5 separate regions of the Homo sapiens genome follow, and regions 1, 2, 3 and 4 are each linked to region 5. A link is a loop called in an ENCODE intact Hi-C map of the cell type or tissue named here. Cell type or tissue: heart right ventricle. All regions are shown on one strand.

The links. Hi-C counts contacts between places; a loop is a spot of excess contacts. Peaks named below come from ENCODE experiments on the same cell type or tissue, not always from the same donor. Only the 100,000 strongest peaks of a DNase experiment are listed, where the experiment ranks them.
Region 1: it touches region 5 in a loop (9-fold over the local background); 93 of 110 quality-filtered maps call a loop at or near these places.
Region 2: it touches region 5 in a loop (2.3-fold over the local background); 2 of 110 quality-filtered maps call a loop at or near these places.
Region 3: it touches region 5 in a loop (6-fold over the local background); 22 of 110 quality-filtered maps call a loop at or near these places.
Region 4: a loop joins it to region 5, with 8 times the contacts of the local background. A loop is called at or near these places in 93 of 110 quality-filtered maps.

Annotation. Positions count from the first base shown.
Region 1 is chr11:6,351,429-6,356,428 of GRCh38, forward strand. No RefSeq gene overlaps it. Among named protein-coding and RNA genes, the nearest start is that of CAVIN3, 33 kb to the left of the region's middle. In heart right ventricle, a CTCF peak has its summit at 2,184 (motif pointing left); a DNase peak (open chromatin) is centred at 2,173.
Region 2 is chr11:6,222,619-6,227,618 of GRCh38, forward strand. It overlaps FHIP1B (FHF complex subunit HOOK interacting protein 1B), which reads right to left. Exons shown (of 12, transcript NM_001098794.2): 2 at 1,761-2,089; 3 at 992-1,630; 4 at 462-620; 5 at 193-279. The coding sequence starts at 1,898. Among named protein-coding and RNA genes, the nearest start is that of FHIP1B, 9.5 kb to the right of the region's middle. In heart right ventricle, no CTCF peak of the experiment used is centred here; no DNase peak of the experiment used is centred here; H3K27ac peaks cover 2,759 bases.
Region 3 is chr11:6,295,781-6,300,780 of GRCh38, forward strand. No RefSeq gene overlaps it. Among named protein-coding and RNA genes, the nearest start is that of CAVIN3, 22 kb to the right of the region's middle. In heart right ventricle, CTCF peaks have their summits at 2,239 (motif pointing right), 3,008 (motif pointing left) and 3,207; a DNase peak (open chromatin) is centred at 3,005.
Region 4 is chr11:6,360,532-6,365,531 of GRCh38, forward strand. It overlaps LOC124902623 (a long non-coding RNA gene), which reads left to right and starts at 2,264. Exons shown (of 2, transcript XR_007062571.1): 1 at 2,264-2,579; 2 at 3,756-4,736. RefSeq lists a silencer at 2,548-2,842. In heart right ventricle, a CTCF peak has its summit at 2,731 (motif pointing left); DNase peaks (open chromatin) are centred at 2,210 and 2,720; H3K4me3 peaks cover 357 bases; H3K27ac peaks cover 1,363 bases.
Region 5 is chr11:6,021,080-6,026,079 of GRCh38, forward strand. It overlaps OR56A1 (olfactory receptor family 56 subfamily A member 1), which reads right to left. Exons shown (of 2, transcript NM_001388488.1): 2 at 1-5,000. It overlaps LOC107984303 (a long non-coding RNA gene), which reads left to right and starts at 921. Exons shown (of 4, transcript XR_001748102.2): 1 at 921-1,009. It also overlaps a transcript of OR56A3 not described here. In heart right ventricle, CTCF peaks have their summits at 2,077 and 2,285; no DNase peak of the experiment used is centred here.

The sequences.
Region 1 (5,000 bases), 330 kb after region 5:
CCACCCAGAAATCAGTGTAAACCTGTCCCCAGGAAAGGTGTTATTCCCGGAAGGATGAAAGTTGGGCTTCCCTTCCCTCTGGCCATTTCTGTCTGGTAGCTGTGTCCTATGCAGAGCTATCTGCAAATCAGGCTTGAGTCTTCTCTTCTGTCAACAGGGCCTGGATGGAAATTGAGGGAGGGTGGCATGAGCTCTCATTCATTTTAATGGCTGCATAATATTTCATTATAAGGAATATTTAATCACATTTTATGTAACTAATTCATGGTATTTTTGTTGCTACAACAAAGCTGCTATGAATACCCCTCAAGTAGCCCCTCCATCACCTCAAAAAATGAAAATAATCCAGTGGAAGAAACTGACGTTAAGCTAGTAATTATGAAAATAGTGACTTCATTATAATTGTGATCTATGAAAGAAAAGTACTAAATGCTGTGACAGTACATTATACATAGACCTAACCTCATGGACTTGAGGGTGAGTCATAAAAAACTACCCTGAGGAAACGACATTTAAGTTAAGATTCAAAAGACAAGTATAAGTTAATCAGGTCAGTGGGTAGGAGGGAGGTGCGGATGAGGCAGAAGGAGCCAGCATGTGTGAAGGTGTCAGCTGGAATGTGCATCAGCATGGCAGCACACACACAAGTGCACAAGGCAAGAAAGATTAGCCCTTTGGGGAGTTGTCAGCACTGCAGCACATATACAAGGGCACACAGACGAGAAAGGTTAGCACTTTGGGGAGTTGTCAGCAGTGTACCACATAGAAAAGTGCACACAGGCAAGGAAGGTTAGCACTTTGGGGAGTTGCCAGCAGTCCTACCTGCCTGATCTTTAGAATGAGGTGGAGAAAGGTTGATGCAACTGTGAAGTACACAATAGGGAGCCGCTGGAGGATTTTAAGGAAGGATTTCCTAAATCTCACTCTGGAGGGGAATCTGGAGAGAGAAAAGGTTTAACATAGGAAAACCAGGCAGGGGACAGAACTAGCTGTGTGGTCTTAGACAAATCATGTAGCCTCTGTGAGCTCCAGTTGCCTCATCCGAAAATAGGGGTAATATTTCCTACCTTAGAGAGTGCTGTTATGATTATTGAGATAAAGTATTACAGATGTTAAATGTTTAATAAATGTTAACATTTATTATTTTTCTACATTCCTCGTTCTCCCTTACTTTTCATGTCTATTTTGACACAAAATCCTGCTCATCCTCCCTCCTAAACACCCCTCAGATCTGTTTTCTTTTCTGCAACATCCTTCTTTATTTAACTCTCATAAATTCTAACTTGGTTGCCTAGTTGGGTCTCTGCCTGCAGTCCATCCCTCCTCTAATTACAACTTGGCTACCAAAGTAATTAAACAGAAACCAGAATATTTCATCTGCCTGTAGAAAATTCTCCTGATTTTTTATCCGTTTAAGAACCACGACCAAAGCCTTAAATTAAATATGGGTATAAGATTCTTAATGATCTTCCCCCATATCTATATGTCATTCCTCCTCCTCACCATCCTCCCAGCCCACCCCTATAGTGTTCCATATTTCCTAGATGTTTTGGACCGCATGGAGATCCCTTGACACCCCAGGCTCTCTCACACACCCCACATCCTTACTCACACATTTGCTCCTGCCCCAGATACCTTCCCTCATGTGTGCCTCACAAACAAAATCCCTGTTCATGCTTTGAGACCCTGTTTCAATGTCACCTCTTCCTCCTCACACTTTCACAACCTCCTTAAACTGTATATTCAGACCTTCCCTGGGCCTCCAAAGCATTGTGCATATCCTTGTTCTTCAATCCTTATCACATTTATTGTAATTATTTTATTTATATTAATTTTCACCTCTGACACCATGAGCTTCTAAAAATAGTGACCTTGCTTAATCACCCTTGTATCCTCAGCACCTAACTCAAATTCTATCATATATTGGATGTACACTTGCTGGAAAAAAAAACGTATGAATGAATCCAACATAAAAAGTCACAGTGCATTTGGAACTAGTTGGTCTGTGATAACAGGATTTGGCCTCTAGGTGGCTGTGCTTAGGGGATCTAAGCTGTCAAGCCTGATTCTCCCCTGACTCCAGGGAATCTGGTCAGAAGGGCAACTAATTTCCTCTCTCACTTCTCACCTGCTTGCACTTGGGACCCACCTTGGGACCTAAGCCAGCTGCCCCCTCCACATGTGAGGTTGCAGTGCCATCTACTGGTATCTAGAAGACCTGCAGGTCAGGCCGAAGGAGGAAGAGGGAGGAAGAATTAAGGACCACTGTGGTTTAACCCTGCCGTGAAATCTCAGCTACCAGATCCCACATTGGGCAGTTTGTCCCACCTATGTGAGCCCATGCTTGCTAGGGAAAGCCCCTCATTTATACTTCCCGTTGACCGAATACCCTCAGTCATGTCTCAGTGTCCAGAGCCCTTTCTTCAACCCTCTGAGAGCCAGGGACCCCACCCTCAGTTTCATCAGGAGCTGGTCACCCTAAGTCAGTGACACAAGCATCCTCCTTGTCCCTCTCAGTAATAGAGCCTCTCACTCAGAAACCTCTGATCACCTGTAAGAATTTGTGACAGGACCCTCTCCTTCAGGCTTTGGTGACCAGATGTCTCCACCCAGGCCCTTAGTAAGTAGGGCCCTTGACTCAGACCCCTCAGTGATCAGGGATTTTTCCACAGGTCCCCAATGACCAGAGCATCATGTTTAGGCTCGTCATGGACCAGAGCCTACCCTCACCCCAGTTTTCAGTAACTAAGGACCTTCTCTGAGACACCTCAACAACAGTGCCTCAGCTCAGCCCCCTCAGTGACCACAGTCTCCTTCACAGGCCTCCCAGGGACCCTCACTCAGGCCCCTCAGTAACCAGGGTCCTCACTGAGCCCATCAATGATTGGGGTCCTCACTCTGCTTCTCCGTGAGCTGAGGACTCAGATTTCTCTAGTTTTCATTCAAGTTTCATTGACAGGAACCCTCCCTCAGACCCCTCATCAGGGATGGATTCTTCAATAAGCTGATAAGAAAGAGCTATGGCATTATGAAAGCAGAAACCACAAAACAGGAAAACAAATTTTTAAAGAATTCAATATTTGCAAAAGGCCATCAGTATGACCATCGTGGGATACATTTTATTAACTTTCTTTGTATTTATTTTATGGCCTATACCATTTTGTTTTGAATAACATGTAGAAACCAAACATAATCTTTAATGTGTTTAGACCTTTAACAGTCTTGATCAGCCCCATTCCTCAGGGACCCTGACCATCACTAAGAGCTGCATGACCAAAGGTCTTTAATTAAGGCCTAGTGAGCATAACAAGAACTGGGCAGGTCCCCTCAGGCCACCCAACTGTCTTCCGCTTCCCTCTCTCTGCTCCCCTGAGAAGCCTCTTATCTCCAGGGCTCTGCCTTCTGCTCCATCCCTGTGCCCTTTGTCCAGAGAGGGGCCACAGCTGCGCCCAGGTCTCATGAGGAGGAGTGGGCCCTGCTGGGCTAATTGGTGCAATCCCAGGGTTGTCCCCCAAAAGGCCGGCTTTGGCCACTCCAGCCCCAGCCCACATACATCAGGGATGATTAGCAATAACCCTCCAAAATGTTTCTGCCACACACTAATCCACATGAACAGTGTAACGTAAACAAACCAGCTTCCACTTTTACCCCAAATCCTCTGGGAACTTAGTACAGGGTCTAAAGTAAATACAAATTACAGGAAAACTTGGTGGCCAGATATAGGAAATTGTGATTCACCATCCCTATTCCTGTTCCCCCTCTTCCCAGAGCCATTTTTTCCTCTGTTTTAACTCATGCTGGGCTCCCTGCATTTGAGCTGCCCATGGAGTTCCTTTAAACATTAACCACTGTTCTTGTTTGCCAGCTGCCCCTAAGGCCTGTTTTTCCATCTACAAACAGAACCTTCAGCATTAAGGCCTTTTTTCAGAAGAAAAACCAAAACCATCCCATTAATCAAAAGCATAACAAGTCAGCCATTCAGTCAATGCATTCATTATTCATTCATTCATTCATTCATTCATTCATTCTTACCACACATCCTTATTGAGCTCCCCTGCGTATTGAGCCTTGTGCAAGGTATTGGGGAAACAACAGTGTATAAAATAGAATTCATCACTTTGGGAGGCCAAGGTGGGTAGCTCACGGGGTCAGGAGTTCAAGACCAGCCTGGCTAAGATGGTGAAACCCCGTCTCTACTAAAAATACAAAAAATTAGCTGGGCATGGTGGCGGACGCCTGTAATCCCAGTTACTCAGGAGGCTGAGGCAGAGAATTGCTTGAACCCAGGAAGCAGAGGTTGCAGTGAGCCGAGATCGTGCCACTGCACTCAAGCCTGGGCAACAGAGTGAGACTCTGTCTCAAAAAAAAAAAAATATATATATATATATAATTTATATATATATATAATTTATATATATAATTTATATATATATAATTCATATATATATAATTTATATATAATTCATATATATATAATTTATATATATAATTCATATATATATAATTTATATATATAATTCATATATATATATGAATTATATATATAATTCATATATATATAATTTATATATATATAATTCATATATATATATAAAATTCATGTCCTTGTGAAACTCACCTCCAATTAGGAGACACAGCTGTTAGACAAACTGTATGATTATTTATTTAATAGAAAATGTGATACATAGCCGGGCGTGGTGGCTTATGCCTGTAATCCCAGCACTTTGGGAGGCCAAGGCAGATGGATCACCTGAGGTCAGGAATTAGAGACCAGCCTGACCAACAAGGTGAAACCCCATCTCTAGTAAAAATACAAAAAAAAAAAAATTAGCTGGTCGTGGTGGCACGTGCCTGTAGTCCGAGCTACTCAGGAGGCTGAGACAGGAGAATTGCTCGAACCCGGGAGACGGAGGTTGTGGTGAGCCGAGATCGTGCCACTGCACTCCAGCCTGGGCTATCGAGCAAGACACCGTCTCAAAAAAAAAAAAGAAAGAAGGAAA
Region 2 (5,000 bases), 200 kb after region 5:
AAGAAGGGAAAGTCTGGAAATGCACAGCTTCCCTGCACATACAGGGCCATTTTCCCTGGATTCTAAGAGAAATCAGGAGCAGACAGGGCAAAAGGGAGGAGTACTCTACCCACCGCCTCCTACGTTAGTCCTGTCACTGAGGTTACCACTGCAGCTTAGCCCCTTATATGCCTTGCCACCCATGACTCTCACCTTGTGCAAGGCAGGACCCATGACAGGCACCAGGAACCCATTATGGATATAATCAACCAACTGCTTCTGCACCAGGGGGTGAGCCACCTGTAGGAGTGCCAGAGAGAAGGGGGAGGGTTATGAGGAGACCACTGCCTGGAAGGGAGTAGAATAGTACACTACAGAGAGGCATCCTACTTCCAAGATGGAAAAATGACAGAACTCCAGGGAATATACCCCCTCCTACCTAATCTCCCAAAAATGACCAAGGGCCAGACTTTCAGTCCTACCTGAATTACTGCATTGCAGAACTCCAGGGAACTCATGAAGAGTGCAAGGGCTGGCACTCCCAGCCAGTCTTCCCGTCGCAGACAGTGCCAATCATCCCCTGGAACCTCAATCTTTCGAGGCAGTGATGAGTACAGGGCACTGAGCCCTGTGGCCAGCACCTATGAGAAGTTACCAAAAGCTCATATATAAAATACATTTATAAAATATAAAAACTGGAACAGGGGAGCTAGTAATCCAGAGTTTTGATGGGAATAGGGGTATAAGCTATTACCAAAGCAAGCATTTGCCTACCCAATGTGCCTGAAACTCACCTAGAATTCACAGGCCTACAAAGAGACTTAGTATCTGCCCTATCCATCTAAGCCCATGATTCATCCCCACTACAACTCCAGGGGGCTGCTTTCAAATCCAGGAACTGTTTCCTAGGGGAACGGGCCCTGGAACATAGCCTCTCCCCATCTCCTGGATAGGAAGGTGCTGTTCAGTATCTACACACCACACCCTACCCTCCAAGCCAGGGGGTGCTAACCGGGCAGAAGTAAGAGTGATCCGCGATGTAGCGGCCCACAGTGGGGCTCCCAGCTGACAAAGCCATGAGAAGAAGTAGGGCATCACGGGCCTGCTGGCCCAGGGTGCCCTCTCGATGCACAAAAGGGACAAGGCGAGAAAAGAGAAGAAGACGGGGAGCGGCTCCAGGCTCAGGAGGTGGCTGCAGGAAGAACTCGAGCAATGAAGGCTCCTGGGCCACACAAACACACAGCTGGCTGAGAAGTAGCACCAAGCCTTCATCCAGTGCTGGGCTACTGGGCACAGGGCGGCCACAGGCATCCAGCAGGGTGAGCAGAGCCTCACGAACTGGACCATGCCGCAACAGTGGCTGGCGAGCTTCGCTCACTAGCATTTCAAATAGTTTCAGTTGCTCAGCCCGCCGTTCCTCGACCCCATCCCCAAGCTCATCCCATTGCAGCTGCCATGTCAACACACGGGTCAGCAGATCCTCGTGCAGAGCAAACTCCAGCAGGGGCCCAGGGCCTGTGGGGGCCGAGGGAACTGCACGGTCCTCTGCCAGCAGTGTCAACATCTGGTAAGTGTGGTTGCGCACAGCACTGAGATCGTCTGCACCCCCAGGAGCTGCCCGAGGGCCTTGCCGCTCCAGGATTCGCACCACCTAGGGAAAAAGGACAGAAGATGGAAGGAATCTAAATTGATAAGGTTACTAAATGGGATGAGGAGAATATAGAAGGCTGGGAGAACTCAGGTGATCAGCAGACAAGGCCCTTTGCCATACAGTCTCCTACCTGGGACCAGTGATTCTTGAAGACCATGAGGCAGGTCTCGGGATCAGCCATGACTGGGGTTTGGAGATTGGCCCCTTGAGGTATACGGTGCCCAGGGCCCCGGGAGGCCAGTCTGCTCAGCCAATTCATCCTCTCCATGAGGCAGGCTGGGCAGGACTGGCAGCCAGAGGCCTACACTCTGAGGATTTGCCAGCTGGAGGTTTTCTCCACTTGTGTCTCCAGTCTGCTTCATCCGGTCTGTAGGAGCCAGTAGCTGCCCATGGAGCCAGAGGTTATACCAGGCTGGAATGGCAAGCCCAGAGGTCACTGGCCAGTCCAGATTTCTAAATCTAATTCAGAGAAGAGATAATGGAAGGGATAAATAGAAGCTCACTTTCCAGAACTCAGAACCACCACTCCACTGAAAACTCCACACACCTATATATACATACACACATACACACAATCAGCAACTGACATGTCTAAAACAGAACTCAGATTTCTACCACCAAACCTGTTACTCCTTCAACTTTCTCCATCTCAAAAGAAAATGATACCAAAATTAACCTAAATGCTCAAGCTGAAAATGTGTACATTATCCTTGTTTTTTCTTTTCCTTACTTCCAATATCCAGTTCATCAGCAAACTCTATCATCTCTACCTTCAAAATATGTCTCACTATTGCAGTAGCTTCCAATCTGGTCTCCATGATTCCTTTACTATCCTCCTAAGAGTTATCAAAACAACCAGAGTGATATTTTTAAAACCTAAATTATATGACCTGTCCTCTGCTGAATACTCTCCAATAATTTCCTAACACACTGTAATAGTTCAAATTCCTTATCTTGGCCTACAGGAGCCTACATAATCTAATCTGTATAACTTCCTACCATTCTCCTTCTCACTCACACTTTAGTGACACAGGCCTTCTTGAATACTTTTTGTTCCCTCTGCCTAGACTAGAATGTCCTTCTCCTGCTTTTCACATTGCTGTCATTGCTCGTTTTGTTTGTTTGTTTGTTTCAAATCATCTCCCCAGATAGGCCCTGCCTAACAATTCTATCTAAATAGCACATCTTCTCACCTTCACTCTCTAGCTTCCTAATCCTTTCTTCTTGGCAGTTTTCACTACCTGAAACTATTTATTTATTTGTCTATCTTCCCCACATTAGGTAGCTTCTTTGAGGGCAGGGTTTGTCTTATTGTGTCTGTTGTATCCCCAGGGCCTAGGGACTCAATAAATATTCGTTGAACGTATTAATGCTGAAGCAAATAAGTGAGTGAATGAATGAATGAATGAACAATCAATCAAGAAATCCAGCCTTGATCTGACTCTAGCCCTCTGGGACTACTGAAGAAGAAATTTCTGTCTATCACAGGTGCTTCCCTAGAAACCTACCCAGTGACCTATGGGAGATGAGCAAATAAGACCCTTAACTGACTGAATACTCTTAAGAGGAAGAATTCAGAGCCAACCAATAAAGAAGAGCTGTTTCCTTTCCAGTAAGGAAGACAGACACATTCCCATCTCCACTCCTGCCAGACACAACCCAAACTCGCTCCCAAGAAAATGGTAAGACATCCTCACAAGAAAAAGGAAAAAAGTACCAAGTAGCTATTGGAGAAGGAACCATAGTTCCTTCTCCTTTACAGCCACCACACCCTCATCAGTACTGTCTCTCACAAGCATAAAACCTTGAAAGGAAAGGGGTGGTTCAGTTGTCCTTCCTCTTTATACTCAACAAAGGCCGAAGGAATCCAGAGACCTGGCACCAGCCCCACATTTTGCCCTAAGGTTATATTAACAATATCTCCCTTCACCCAGATACTCTCTCACACAATTTCCAGCTCACAACTAAAGGAAGGTAGCCACTATGTTTAAGCAAAATTTCTATAGAACAGGTGAGTCTTATAAAGGGAGGGGCCCAGTCCTAAAGAGCAGGTAGGGCTTACTCATTAACTCAATGTATATCCATATGGATAAAATACTGGGCACTGTTCTAAGTAAGCACTGGAAATAACAAAGATGGATAAAAACAGTTGAGGTAGCATAAACATAAATCCAACAAATATTGTAAATAGAAGTATTTATAAAAAGTGTCATGGGGGCATGAAGGAAAACAACTAACTCTGCCTGGGCTATTAGAGGGTTCCACAGAGTTAATATTGAACTTAGATCTTTAATAATGAGATACTAATTAAGCAGAGAGCAGAGGGAAAGGTTTTCTTCATATTAAAAACAGTACGTACAAAACTATGGTACCGTGAAAGAACACGAAAAATTCAAAGAACAGTTGCAAATTTAGTGTGCCTTAATCACAGACTATTCAGAGAAGAGAGGCACAACATTAGTTGAAGGGTAAATGTGGGTGACGGTTATAAGTATTGCTAAATATTATGCTAAGGAGTTTAGCTTTTGTCTACTGACACCCTAGAAACAAAGGAGGTTTTTAAACAAGAAAATGGTAAGATCAGATTGTCCTTCAAAAATACATCAGGTAACAGAATAAGATGGAGCAGAGAGAGATGGATTGCAGTGGACAATTTATAAGAAGCTGTTTCAATAGTCCATTTGAAAATAAGAAAGTAATGTCATGAACTAAGAGAAATATTAGGAAAGATAAATCTGAGATTCGCCTCTATCTTAATATGTTCCATGCAATACTGAAATTATTTATACCTGTAATACCTCTGCCAATCAATAGCAAGTTCCTTGACAAAATAAAAATAGCATTCATTTTTCTTTGAAATCCCAGTGCAAACATACAGCCTGAACTCAAATATGCTTTTGAAATTGAATGCTGAATTAATAAGTATTACAGCAAACATATATTTACTACATGCCAGGCTCCATTCCAGCACTACACGAAGTAGCTAACTTAAACCTCATAAAAACCCATTTAAGTATTATTATCCACATTTTACATAGGAGGAAATCAAGGCCCAGAGAGGTTAAATAAATTGCCCAACATTACCCAGCTAGTGACAGGACTAAAATGCAAATGCAGAATATCTGCCTCCAGATTTAAATTAACCGCAAAGTAAAAGCAACAAGACCTGGCAAACAAATGGGGGATGAGAGAAGACTCTCATAGGAAGTATAGGAGATTCAGTAAAAGATAAAGCCATTAACAGACTAGAAACACATAAGAAGGGGAATTGTGTTTTAGAAAAGAGGTTGAGTACAGTTTTGAACATGTTAAGTTTTGAGACATCTACAGGATATTCATGATGTCCAGAAAGCAAGTAGGAATACCATAC
Region 3 (5,000 bases), 270 kb after region 5:
GGCGTGAGCCACCGGGCCCGGCCTTACTGCAGTATTTTTGTGAGGATTTCTCTTTTCCTTTTTTTACATTGGGAAATAAAGTTGAGCAATTCACTATAACTCTGAGTCAGAAAAAAATTTTATTTAGGAGCTTCAGAAAAGTAGGAAGAGCCTGCTGTTTTTCTTGTTGAAACAGTTCAAGAAAATCCCTTTGGATTTGTGAGTGGGTTTTTGGTTTGTTTTACTTCGCTTCGCTTTGCTTTGCTTTTTACATTGGAAACTACAGTTAGGGAGATTTTAAACAAATTCAAGTTTTAAAAAATTATTTTTAGCTCTTCACATCTGGATTTCAAAAACATGGAAAGAGGGTTGATTTTTTTCTCCCCGTTGTGTGTGGCCTGACTGGTGATACTGTGAGTGCTACGAGAGGGTGCCTGTCCTGATTGGATGAAAGTCGTGGGCTAGTTGGGGTTGGAGAAGAGTTGTAAACAGAATCCTAGAGTCGTGTGCTGGGGCTCAGAAGTGAGTGGATTACAGGCAGGCCCAGTTAGGACCGTAGCTTTGTAACACTGAAAATGGCATCAGCATCCCAACCTTAAGGATTACCTTATGTAGAGTAGATTTTGAGCTTCAATAAAACCATGCATTGTCAATAGCCCACACTTCCTATTATCTGTTTCTGTTTCTATGGGAGCTCTTTTACAACTCTAAGCTGTAAATAACGGCAATGCAAAACACCATTCCCTCTTACCTCCCTACCCCACCCCACCCCCAAATAAAAACGAGTTTGGGCTCAATTTACACATGCATCTTTGCTATTTTTGTAATTTTAATTTTTCTCTTTACTAATTTTGTGTTTTGGTTTTGGTTCATTTGTAGGCAATAATCATTAGCAGCAGCAATGATTGAGAATTGGGTTTCATAGTCTGACCATTTGGTGATCTCTATAAATAGATGAATGACTTATAGAGACATATTCTCTTTTGTGTGAGAGAAAATGGAGAATCTGGATTATTAGTTCTTTTTGTTTGTCTATTTGTCTACTTTAAGCCCAAATGAATTAAGAATCCTGGGCTCACTGGGAAGGAGAACAAATCTTTCATACTGAGACTGGTGAGTTTTGGGGTTTCTTTATTACCCTTAACCCATGATGGAATTTTTAATTGAAGTATAAGATTTCTTTGTCTCTGTTTGTCTATGTGTCCATAATTTAGAAAGATCTTTACCTTTCACAGTGTAAGTATGTAAAATTTTCCTACCTCTAGATAATACTAATAAATTAGATTATCAATCTCTTTTTAAAGAGGCTCTTTTCTGATTGGCTGATAGAGATAAATAAGCACTTATATAAAAAGAATATTCTTAAAATTCCCAGAAAATAATGGATTTGAACTTCTAATACTTTAAATATGCTACATTTTAAAAATATCCTTATCTCCTTCTTTAATATGCTTCATTACAGACACAAAGACCTAGGGCCATTTCTTGGTACTCTTCTGTGTCCAGGTGACTGCAATACAGCTAAACAGCTTTTCTGATATGATAGCCTCTGCCCGTTTAGTTAGACAAGGTGCAATATGAATCAAGTCCATCTGTAGGAAACTATCTTCATACAGATGAAGGGTTCCTAGTCCAGTTCTAAATAAAAATTTCTTCCTGTCTCTGTAAAACATCTCAGACTGGATAGAACAGATCAAGTAGAGTAGTGATTTATGATACAGTGTGAAGATCCTATCTATTAAGCATGTGCCTGGTGTAAGGCCATAAGACTTGAAGAAACAATCTGAAGAAATTGTCTTCAGAGAATACTTCAAACGTTGCAAAATATCTTAACACCTTGCTGTGATCCACACAGAAGACCAACTGGCGTGACTTATTTATGAGATCTTTGCAAATGCAGTGAAGGCATTGGTCTCTTCCAAATTGAGAATGAGCATTACCACAATGACATGCATCCTTGGACATAACTAACATCAGGACTGTAACATAAATATGCTGCTACCATACTATGTAAAACATCATGAAATGGCCACTCTTCTAAAAGATGTAGGTAGAGAGATGGCAATGCATAGGATCTGTCCAGCTTAATTCCAGACCAGCACCAGGATCGCCAACAGGTACACCTTCTCTATCAGAGAGAATGATGTGTTCAGAGAGAACTTGTTTCACCAAAGTTTTTTCACCACTCCTTTCCTCTTGAGAGGACTAGTTCATAAAGGTCAGGAATGATAATCCATTCATTTCCTACAGTGAGACTACAAATTTGCCCAGGAACACTAGGGGGCAACCCCTGAACATAATTTACCTTTTCTCCTACTATGCCTTATTTTTCACTGGTCCAAATAACCACTGCAACTGGCAATATTTTCTTCCTGTTTAAATTACTGTTTTCTTTCTTTCCTTCTTTCTTTTTTCTGTCTTTCCTTCTTTCTTTTTTTCTTTCTTTCCTTCTCTCTCTTTCTTTTTTTTGACTGCTTTAATTTCTTGATTTTGAGACTGATTCACAGTCCCACATTCTTGTTGGTGACCTAAAGCTTCTTCTAATGATTTGACAAGATTTCCTTGGAGTGGGCAAAGATTTCTTAAGCAGAACATAAAAGCAGTAATCAATCATATGATGGCTCATACCTGGAAATCAGAGTACAGGTAAAAATGGTTCAGATTCGAAATTCTTATGTCTTGAAGCCTGACATGGTGGTTGACAGGTCCTTCTGTTTGTGCTTCATACTTTTGCTAAATTATTTTTGAAAGTTTTCTAAAGATAATCTCTGGGATAAACTTTGCCAAATAATTTGTAACCAGGAACACGAGGAACAACTGGTGAGCCTCTTTTGTCCTTTTTAGAAAAGATTTGAGACAAGCAGGGGCAGGTGGTGGTGGGCTCATCTCCAAACAGCTGTGAGAGTTAGCATTAAGGTAGTAAGCCCACCAACCTCACCCTACTTCATCCTCCCCAGTCCTCTCCGCCCAGGTGGCAGGGAGCACGCCCTCTGCTGACCAGCGCACCAGTGGCTCCAAGTACCCAGTCTTTGGCATCAGTGGCCACCAGGCTGCAGCTCTGTGAACAGCAGCTGCAGAGGAGCTTCCTGCCAGCCCAGGGAAGCCATAGCCTGTGCATGATCAGCCCCTTTTAGGAAACTAAGGTTGATTTGATGGAGCCAGTGCTGGCAAATCTGTCCAAGGAAAACCGTCCTGGTACCTGGATTTATCCAGGATCCAGCCTTGGAGGTGGTAAGGGAGGTCACTTTCGTGGCAGGCCAAGAGCCTTGAGAGGTTTTGAAAAATTCAAGAAGAGGCTGGTCACGGTGGCTCATGCCTATAATTCCAGTACTTTGGGTGGCTGAAACGAGTGGATCACCTGAGGTCAGGAGTTCGAGACGAGCCTGGCCAACATGGCAAAGGAAGGAAGGAAGGAAGATTCAAGAAGAAAGGAATTAGGCCAAAATGTATAGATACTACAGATGAAATCTTATGGAGAAATTTCCTTGGACTTACCATCTTAGCTTCAAGACAGCAAATGAATAGAAGCTTGTAAAAGATCAAGCTGAGATTTCTTAGAGAACCTCTAGCGGAAAAAACTTAAAGAAGGCCCATATGGTTAACAGTCTTGCTGCACCTGTTTAAAGAACCAGGCCGAATCTAATAAGACCATACTCATTTTGTCATCAAGAATCTTTGAGGTTCTTTGTAATAAAAAGTGGGGGGACTATAAGGAAAAAATTGTGCTTAATTTGAAAATTACGTGTTGTCATTCCAGAGCACACCTGACTTGTCTGATTCCAATTCTGTGGGAGCTGTTTTGCAGCTCTATAAAGTGTAGATAACTGGCAGCAATGCTAAATCATTCTTGTCTATAGATATGCAAATGAATGCTGTCCGGTAAAACAACAACAACAACAAAAAAAACCCCATCTGGCTGTATTTGCACAGTCATTTTAATATTCCGGATCTATAAATGTGTCTGTCCTTGGGATTCTCCTTTCACCTGGTTGTAATACTTCACTGCTTTCCTCATGAATTAGTTAAATAAAAACTTTAACTCATGTTTATTCTTATATCTGTATAAGAGTACTGATCTTACCTGTTTATGAAAATTATCTTTTAATGGCTACTTAGAACTAAATTATCCTTTAATGGCTTGTCCCCGTCTTTGTTTTAGCCACAGAGGGCCTAGAGACTTTAAGGCAAAGTATCAGAGACTTTTGAGGCAGCCCAGTCTGGCGACTTTCCCAGCAACCTAGCGCAGAAACTTTCTAGAAGCTTTATGATGACATCCCTGTTCAGAAGCACTTGGTGTTTTTTCTGTTCTATTGACTGAGGTGTCCTGACACTATTTTGGCAGACATTGTAATGTGCTGAGAAGTTGTACCAGGTATCTCATCATCAAAATGGAAATTTCAAAAGGCTGTCCTGAGTAGCCCCTGAGATTGTGCACCCCACTTTAGCGATGGCTAATATATCCTATTGTCAATGCATAGATGACGGTAATGATAATGGCTTGCTGGAAAAATGCTGAGGATACTTGTCCAGTTCAGAAAAAAGGCCTTCATCTTTCACCACAGTATATGCCCTCCTGGGTATTTATGGCTTGCTTGAGTGTGTGTAGGACCACCGTCATTATCAAAACATGTATTCCTAACAGCAGAGAGTGAGACCTTTTCTTAGGACGGTTAATAAACAAACCCAGAAGTTAATGTTACCTTGGGAACATGTCAAGTTTCTGAGTCATAAAGCCCCAAGTTAGTAGCTGGAAAGTCCATCATCAAGGTTAAGGGCATCCCCCAGAATGCTAGAATGATTTTGACAATTTGAAAAACTTTGTTTAATTATTGCTCAGGGAAGAAACATCCACAAACATCTTTGTTTAGCAGAGGACTTCTGTGACAGATGAGCCAAAGTAAGTAAAAAGAACAAAACAAGCCAGGCGAGTTGGCTCATGCCTGTAATCCCAGCACTTTGGGAGGCTGAGACAGGCGGATCACCTGAGGTCAGGAGTTCGAGAACATCCTGGCCAACATGGC
Region 4 (5,000 bases), 340 kb after region 5:
GTTGAATTCTTTCTTCTTCTTTTTTTTTTTTTTTTTTTTTTTGAGACAGAGTTTCACTCTTGTTGCCCATACTGGAGTGCAATGGCACAGTCTCCACTTACTGCAACCTCTGCCTCCTGGGTTCAAGCGATTCTCTTGCCTCAGCCTCCTGAGTAGCTGGGATTATAGACATGCACCACCACGCCCAGCTAATTTTTGTATTTTTAGTAGAGAGAGGGCGTCTCCATGTTGGTCAGGCTGGTCTCGAACCCCCAACTTCAGGTGACCCACCCGACTCGGCCTCCCAAAGTGCTGGGATTACAGGCATGAGCCACCACGCCTGGCTGAATTCTTTCTTCTAAGGAGGCAAGAATTGAGGTTGCTGCAGATGCATACAGATTCGCTGCCAGTAACTCAGATACCTGCCACTGCTAACATATTTGGTGCTGACTGACTCAGATATGTTCCCTAGTGGTGAGAGATCTCTATGCCTCACCTTCTTCAGCTGGAGGCGTCTGATCCCTGTGTGTGGTTTTTCTTCTCCTCTCTAAAAAAAAAAAAAAAAAAAAGAAAAAAAAAATTCGAAGTTCTCTACCCACCTTTATAGCTCAATGAGCTCATAAATAGTCATCAGGACCTGCTGGTTGTTGCAGATATTTACACCAAAACTTCAAAACAATGCACACTTGCAGGATCACTGTCTTACTAGGTATCTTTCGGGACTGCATTCCAAAAGCTCTCCATTTCCATTACTGTGTTCCATGGCCAAGACCCACCCACATGGCCACCACCTTTGCTTCCTCTGTACCCCTGTACTCTAGTTGTAAATGCCAGTTGCTTCCCACCCCTCACTTCCCTGCCACACCACCATATATATGACAGCTAGCCATTTTATACCAGCGCTACTCAAAATTGTGGCCTACAGGCCAGTATCCACCTACAAATTATTTGTTCCCATGAGAAGATAAGTTCAGAAATGGAGAGTAAGCATTTAGAAATGTCTATAGCAATTTGACAGAATCATTATTTATCATTTAATTTAATAACAAAAAGTACACCTAACGCCATATGGTATCCTGAATTAGATTCTGAAACAGAAAAAGGACATTAGTGGAAAAACTGCTGAAATCTGAAGAGAGTCTGTAGTTTAGTGAATAGTACCATGCCACAGCTAATTTATTAGTTTCGATAAATGTACCACAGTTATCCAAGATATTAACATTAGGGGAAATTGAATGAAGGGTACACAGCAACTGTCTACTCTCTTCGCAACTTTTCTGCAAATCTAAAATTATTCCAAAATAAAAAGTTTATTTTTACAAACTGGGTTCATATTTTGTGTCTTTTTAAATTTTTTCTTTTTTTTCTTTTTTCTTTTTGAGACGAAGTCTTACTCTTGTCCCCTAGGCTGGAGTGCAATGGCACGATCTCGGCTCACTGCAACCTCCGCCTCCCGGGTTGAAGCAATTCTCCTGCCTCAGCCTCCTAAGTAGCTGGGATTACCGGTGCCTGCCACCACGCCCAGCTAATGTTTGTATTGTTAGTAGACACAGGGTTTCACCATGTTGGCCAGACTGGTCTCAAACTCCTGACCTCAGGTTATCTGCCCACCTCGGCCTCCCGAAGTGCTGGGATTACAGGCATGAGCCACCACGCCCGGCCAAATTTTTGTTTTTCTAGCAATTTAATTGCATTTTACAAAAGTGTCAGTCTGCAGTGGATTTGAAATGCAAATGTTTAAAATAAAATTGGTCTTGTCACCATGGATAGTTTGAGAAACACTGCTTTGTACACTCTGTATCCCCCATGGAGCTTGTCACCATAATTGCTATGCACTCTGATCACTAATACTTGTTGATGATGGCCAAACCCACAGGTGTGAGTTTTGGAACCAGTTGCTGCACATTGTAGATAAAGTCACAGCCCAGGGCCCTGTCAATCCTCCAATACAGGGACATTTCAGGACTCTGTTGTATACTGAATACTGCCATATCCCAGGGCCCTGTCACATCGTAGCTGTTGCACACCAGATACTATCACAGCTCAGGGCCAAGCAGGGGCTGTGACAAGCCCCTGGGAAATGCCAGTATATAAAGATTGACAGGACAGGCCCTGGGTTGTTCTGCACATGGAGGTTCCTGGGACGTGCCATTATTTGAGGGATGCCAGAGCCCCACTCTGTGTCTATATCTGGGGTATGACAAGGCCCTGGACTGTGACATGGTTCTGGAATGTGGCCACGCCCCGTGAGTGAGGTATTGAGTTCTGGGCTGTGACAAGTTCTGACTGTGCCAGGGTACAGACTCTTAATTCCTTCTGGAATACTGAGAGTGCCGGGAAATGACAGCTTAATGTTCAGGGTACGTCTTAGTTTGTCTTGGATCTTGTGACAGGGACAGCTGCATTAGTCTTGGAGTGAAAGTGTATCTGAGTATGTTGGGCCACATTTGCAGTAGTTTGTTCTGAACTCCAGAGCTATTGACCAAGCCCGTCCTGCCTTCTGAGGTATGGAAGACACTGAGGCCTCCTGACCCACGGCACAGCATTCTCTGCTTCCAGCGCGTCTGCCTTGGGCCATCACCCCAGAGAGTTTGATCAAGGTCTGTCTTACCACACCCCCTCCCAAATTCTTGCAGCTCCCAAAGCTGCTGGAGGCAGCACCTGAGCCTGTCTCTCCGCTGAGCTTCTTCACCCCAAGGACTGCCTGCTGGCTGCCCACTTCTCATCAGGCAAGGCCACAGTGCCATCTGCTGGCTATTGGGAGCCATGCTGGTCAGGTTGGGAGGGCACAGGAGCATGCTAGGCTGACAAGGAGCACTGAGCTCTCCCCACCTCAGCTCAGGAATAACAGAAGTGGCCTTTCCCTTAAGCCCCCACTGACCAGAGCCCCTCATTCAGGCTTCAGTCACCAGAGCCCCCTGCTCAAGTCCTTTAGTTACCATGGCCTCTAGGTCAGTCTCCTCAGGAATCAGGGCCCCTTGTGCAGCCCCCAGTCCCACCCCCCACTGACCAGAGCCTCAGTGACCAGGGCCCCTAGGTCATGCATCCAATGACCAGGGCCTCTTTCTAAGGCTCTCTACTGACCAGAACCCCTCATTCTAGCTCCATGGTGGTGAGGGCACCTCATTTAGGCTTGGCTTCACAATCAGGTCATTCAATGACCAGGACCTATAGCTCTTGACCCCCAAAGACCAGGGCCTTTCTCAGACCCCCACGACCAGGTCCTTTCAGTGACCTATAGTCCTCTCTTTTAGGACCCTCTGTGCCTAGGTTACTAAAGACCATTACTCAGAGGACATAAGGAGTGGTGTTTGTGGGGGCTCTTTGATCCCCAAGAGCTGGACAGGTCCCATCTGTTTCCTCTGTTTATCGTCCCCTTCCCACTGGTCTCCAGAGAGGCCTCTGGCCACTGGGGCTTTCCATTTTGTTTTGCCTGTGCTCCCGGGTCCCTCTTCAGACATGGCCACAGCTGTGCCCAGGTCTCATAACAAAGGTGGTCTCTGTTGAGTTAACTAATCCCATCCCGGGAACTGTGGCCCAAGAAGACTAGATTCTATAGCATGGCAGCCCACCTGGGCCTCGCATCTGCTGGCCCTCTAACACCAGACCACACACCCCTGTGCCATCTCACCACCTCCCATAGGCAGGCCTCCCATCACATCTATCTCAGGCCGTATTACCCAAAGGCCAAATGCTTCCAGTCCCAGCATCCCACCAGTCCCTGGCACCTGTCCTAGATACCAAGTGTGACTTTTCCCATTTTCCTTTTCTTCCAGACCCAAGCCTAATCCAGGTCCTACCCTTCTCAGCCCCCATCCCACTTGGGTTTATTTACTTATTCAAACAAACATCAAATGAGCATCTACATATTAGGATTCTAGATAGGGGTGTGGGGTCAGTGTGCAGGGACGGCAGCATAGAAGAGGGACTTTGGTTGAGACTTGAAGGATGAATAGGAGTTTGCCAAAGGGTCAAAGGATAGGAAGCTATTTGAGGAAGAAGAAACTGCATATACTACACAAATATACAGAGGACCCTGGTCAGCCATGTGGTTGGAGCACAAAGTGAAAAGTGAGGAGAGAGGGAGAAGAGAGACTTGAACAGGGAAGCAGAGAACAACAGATGGAAGATCTTGTAGCTGAGCTAAGGAGTATGAATTTTTTTCCCCTAGGATGGAAAAACACAGAAGTTTTTTCAAATTTCCAAGTAGGAAGTTATGATTCCAAAAAAAAGAAAAAGAAAAAGAAAAGAAGGCTTTTTCTAATTAGAAAGGTCAGGTTAGTGGCATTGTGGAAGACGGATTGGACAGGGGCAAAAGTAGACCCAGGGAGACTAGTCAGTCTAGCCAGTCAGCCAACAAGTGTTTTGTAAGTTCTGTAGTAGGTTAAATAGTTGCTTCCCCCACTCCAAAAGTTATGCCCATGTCCCAGAACCCGTGAATGTGACCTTATTTGGAAAACAGAACTTTAAAGATGTAATCAAGTTAAGGATCTCAGGATCCTTGATTATCTGATGGGCCTTAAATCCAATGGCAAATGTCCTTAAAAGAAACAAATGCAAGAGAAGGCCACTGAAGACAGAGGCAGAGATTGCAGTGATGCAGCCATAAGCCAAGGAATGCCCGGAAATGTCAGAAGCAGAAAGAGCAGATTCTCCCTTCAAGCCTTCAGAGGGAGTGTGGCCCTGCTGACATCTTGACATCAAACCTCTAGCCTCCAGAACAATGAGAATAAATTTATGTTGCCTTATGCCACCAAGTTTGTGGTAATTTTTTACAACAGCTCTAGGAAACCAATACACACGCTGACCAGGTACTGTGGTAGACACTGGGCGTATCATAATGAACACAGTAGATGTTTCCTGCCCTCTTGAATCTTAACAGTAAGCAAGTTTATTCATTCATTCACTCAACAAATATTCATTTGGCACCTGTAATATTCCAACCACTGTTCTAGGTACTTGGGTTACACTGGTGAAGAGTCTCTACTTTTGTGCAGTTCATTACTAGTGGAAGAAACAGA
Region 5 (5,000 bases):
AGAAAGGGAGAAGACAATATAGAAAAGAAAAGTAATGGAAATTATGCCTAAGAAAATCCTTTGAGTGTGATCACTAGCACATTGAACTGACCTGATACAGATAGATCAAAAACCTATTAGGCCTTCGAGGGGGTTTATTGCCAAAGAAACATGAACTTGACTTTTGAAGAAAGTTTTTGCTTTAGAATTTAAAAAATGTATTGATCCTACACAAATTACAATTAGAAAGGAGAAACAAGTACTAGTGTTTTACAGAACTAAAGGATGATAATAGTCAACAATATATTGTATATTTTCAAATAGCTAGAAGAAAGAATATTGAATATACCCAACACAAAGTAATGATAAATGTTTGAGATGATGGATATGCTAATTACCCTGATCTGCTCACTACACGTTGTATGTAACTTCATAAATATGTATAATTATTATGTATCAATTTTAAAATGAATAATTAAATAAAAAATTATTTAAAGTACTGATACTAATATTTTATAAGTAGAAAGTAGGTTCAAATGCAGTGTCACTCCAAAAGAAGTCACATTGTTCGATGCCTGCTTCATTTAGGATAATGGGAACATTAATAAAGGCACATTTAGGATAATGGGAACATTAATAAAGGCACAAACCCCCAAAGGCAGATGGCATTAAAAAAACAATAAAAAGCAATGATCAGGACATTGAAAACAATGATCAGGAGAGTTCCTCCTAGAGAACGCAAACAATGTCTAGTCAAGAAACTTGTCCCCCTCTCAGTAAGTAAAAATATTGCAATATCTGCTCCTAAAGCATTCTCGCATTACTATTAAGTTACTGCTAACTGAATTCTACACTTCATTTCCAGTTGGAAATCATCTGCTCCGCCATTAATAGAGAGACAGAATATCACTGGTGAAAGAGAAATCACAATGGGATCTGATGGAGAAGGCCACACACATCTGTAGGTCTTGGATTTTTTGCTGCATAGAGTAATCAGATGAGAGCTTGGGTGGTCTCCCTTGATAAGGAGGTAAGCCTATTGTCTATGTAGGAAAAAGAGAAATGAAAATTTATGATCAAGGCTCTTTTGCAAGCAGCTGGATCTATGTGAGGAGTCTGGCCGATGAAATGATAGAGAAAGTGATGTGTCTCCTAGTTTGGGGCCCTAAAGCTTACAAAATCCTGCATATTCTTTCTCTTTCTGGCTTGCCACCCAGATTCAGAAGCACCAGTGAAGGTCTCTAAGAGCCCAGAACATGGAGGATCCACATAATAAAAAAAGCATGGGTCCCTAAATGTTGATGTGGAGCAAAGCCCTCATGCATTGGAATGAGGTGTGGGTGAGAAGTAAATTTTATTGTGTTAGGCCACTGTGCTATCATTGTTACAGTAGCTAACTTTAATTGCATTGACTAATTCAATGCGTGTGGGTTTTTAGTGTACTCTGCCTTTGATATCTATAATCTGGAGTATGAAAAACTTAGGAAACTACAAAGCTATCCAGTGAAAGATTAAAAATATACCTCAATCCCTAGACTCTGAAGAAGCAAAAATGGGTTTATGTAGCAAAATGCCTTACTTCTCAATTTTAACTCTGGTCCCTATTGATTAAATGACTATGTATAATTTATCATTTTGCTCAGTTGCCTCATCTGCAAAAATGGGAATTATAATTCATGGGCTATTTTGACCATAATCTCTCTAAAACTTAGTTTTCCTGTATGTTCAGAGTGCTAATCACACGTAAAGAACTCAATAACTAATTTTTGGTTGAATAGGTGCAGAAATGTTGTTATTATATACAGTACTCAGCCAAATGCTGATAGTGTAATATGTTATGAAACACTAAGGATATTCACTATTCTTATGAATACCTGACTCATGTCAGTGATTTGGTATTGACTTTTAAATGTTGCTGAAGAAAAGAAAATCATGGTATAAATTGGTATGTCTCTTTTATTTGTTAAATTAATCACTCAAGTCCCTATGTGCCCTATGAGCAGGAAGTACAGGAGTTTTCTAAACGGACTTGTCACGTTCTCTTTCAAACACCTGAGACTGAGAACTGGCATTCAATACAGTACCGTTATTCCCACAAATAGCCACAAAGGGGCAATGTTGACTTGCCAACTATGAAGAGTTTGCTTAACTTCAGACGTTGCTGTTTAAGTTCTACAGTTGCAGTCTTGATGCTATAAACTTTCTCTGATGTCTCAGAACTCTCACTGCCTAGAATATACACCAAAGCATAATAAAGTATCAGGATGGCTAGGCACTAAAAAGCTTTCTGTGATAAATGGAAAGTGTAGTATTGTTCCCTCAACAATACTTAGGTGTTTGTTTTGAGCTTTGGCTACCAACATAGGGTCCCTTCTTTTTCCACCTTAATTCCAGAGGACTTGCTATTCTTTCTTTCCACTGGCCTTGATTTAAGTCAGCTATGGTATTGAATAGCAATGTGCAATGATATCAGATCTTCCTGCTCAAGAGGCTGTGTTCCTCACACAAATATGACTAACCTGCAAACCAGGGAGTGAGGGGAGTGACCTTTGGAAAGCTACTCCTGTCTCTCTTCTCATGTTCTGAATGCACCCTCTTCCAATGCAGTTGGAACATATTCAGGTTGTATCAGCAAAGCAAATCTTCATAGACTTCCTCAGTTTTGAAAAACTGACAAAACATTGGTACCCCATCCATTTAAAATGCCTTTAATTTATACTACTTCATTATATCCACTCAAGACAGTGCTTGAAAACCTTTACAGAGAGGACATGTTTTAACATTTTGCTATGGGAACTTCACAGCAGAGTTGGGTCTGCCCTTCATGGTCTGATTCTTTGGTTATCTTGCTCCTTTATCATCTGTATGAGGATTTACTTCAAAGCCTATCTAGGACCCTTGAGACCAGTTATTTTACCACTTGCAGTGAGCTTGACAATTTTGTGAGAAATCTGTGGTCCTCTAAACCTCTATACTTAGAACCAGAGCAGAGAGCCAACTTTTCAAGTATGTGGTTTATCCATTTGTTACGTTTAGGACTCTACTACTGGGGAACTAGAGATTAAAGATAGACATGATTTTTCAACTCTTCTTTTAGCCAATTCAATATCATAAGTAAGGAAATGTTTACTGAGCCCCTCAATATGTGAGAGCTGTGCTAGTTACTGTGAGGGGTGATCACTGTTGTCCCACTGCTGTCTTGGTCCCTCCATCCTTTACAAATCCCTACAACAAAGTTGGTAGTTTCTATCCCTATGTACACCCAGTTTGAGTCAAGCATCTCATAATTGTGTTGGCCATTTGCATTGATCTACAGAAGTCTGGTTCGGGAATTAAGATCTGAGTTTTGGCCAAATAACATAGACTCCTCTTTGAGTTCATTCTGGGCTTGCTTCCGGGTGAAATCATGGCAGATGCAGGGAAAGCACTCCTGGAAAGACGAATGGAGTTGACCAAATGCTTGAAAATATCACCTGATTACAGATGTATTATATTCCTATGAATTATATCCTATTAGATTCCTTTTTAAAAACTCACTTTTATGATCACGTATAGAAGGCTCTTATGAAAATTAAATATTATTATTCATAGACATTGGTATATTGCAAGTGCTCAAAACACATGAACTTGGATTTTCATTATAAGTATTATTTTAGAAAATCAGTGGTGAAGTTGGCCTTTATATCATCTAAGGGACAATAGGAAAACAGTGAGAGATAAAACTCTCTTAGCAACTGTGAAATGGAGAGAAGTTCTATTAGAGAATTCTGTGCTTAAAATATGACAAATACTGAGTTGAACCTGTGGCTCTGGCTTGAGACAATGAGAGCCAAGCCTGAAGGTACTAAGAGCCCCTTCCTGTAAGCCAATGGGTATAATTTTTCTTTCCTACTGTTGTTGAGTGACTGGAAGAAACTCTCCTCCTAGAGCCCACACCAGCATTGGGTTACAGTTACTTTATCTAATCCCCACAATGTGGGGCAGTTGATCTTACTCCTCTTACCAGCTTCATGTCAATTCCTTCATAGCTATGAATGCTGCCTCTAAACATGATGTCATGTTTCTCCACCCACCTGCACTAGGGGACTTGATTCTGACTCTAATTCCCTGGTAGGAACAGTGCACTGCAGGGTGATGTTATAGGTGCTCCTCAGTAGTCACAAGCTTTCAGACCCACATAAGATTGGAGCTGCGCCAGTTACTAACACTTATCTCTCAGTCCCAAGCCTGCCGTCCATACTGTACTCTGTCATGCTGGCACTGGGAGTCAAACCCTTCTTTGCCAGCTGTCTCTCTCTGAGTTTCTACCTACAGAGAGCAACAGAAACATTAGAAGGTTGAAACATGGAGAGGGACACTTGCTCTTTCTGTCTGTTCCTGTCTTGTCAGTATTCCTTAGCAGCAACTCTTTATCTTGGAAGTGGAATTGATTCTAGTCTCCAGATTGGTTGGTTGGTTGATTGGTTTTGGTTTTTGTTTAACTCCCAGCCTTATTGAACTCTCTCAAAAATACCAGCACCATCAAGGTAGTGTCCCATCCTCAAAGGTTTTAGTCCCAGCTCTGAGGGCCACATCCTCTGAGGTCCTATGGCATAAGTACCAATTAGGGACAGCATCCTTCCTCAGATATCTGAGATCCAGTTCTATGGGCCACTTCCTAGCCTTTTAGGTTCTAATGACCCAACCTCTTTCCAAGTGGAGGTTTCTTCCCATAGATACTGTTTATCTGTTACTTGAACCTCCTTTTTTTCATCATTGTCTCCAATACCCACTTAAACAATTGTTTACATTAAATTATCTGTAAATAACCAGTGTAAGGTTTTTTTTCACCTAACTGGAACCATTATTATCCAGAAACCTGACACTATGACATATCTTTCCACATTCAACTACAGCACTTGGGCAGTCAACAGATCAAGTAAGACTTGATATTCAGTTCACTGAATGTGTAGCTTAAACATATAGGGAAAGTGGCCAACACAATGTCCTAGTCAGCTTTCCTGTTTCCTACTCTCTTAGGG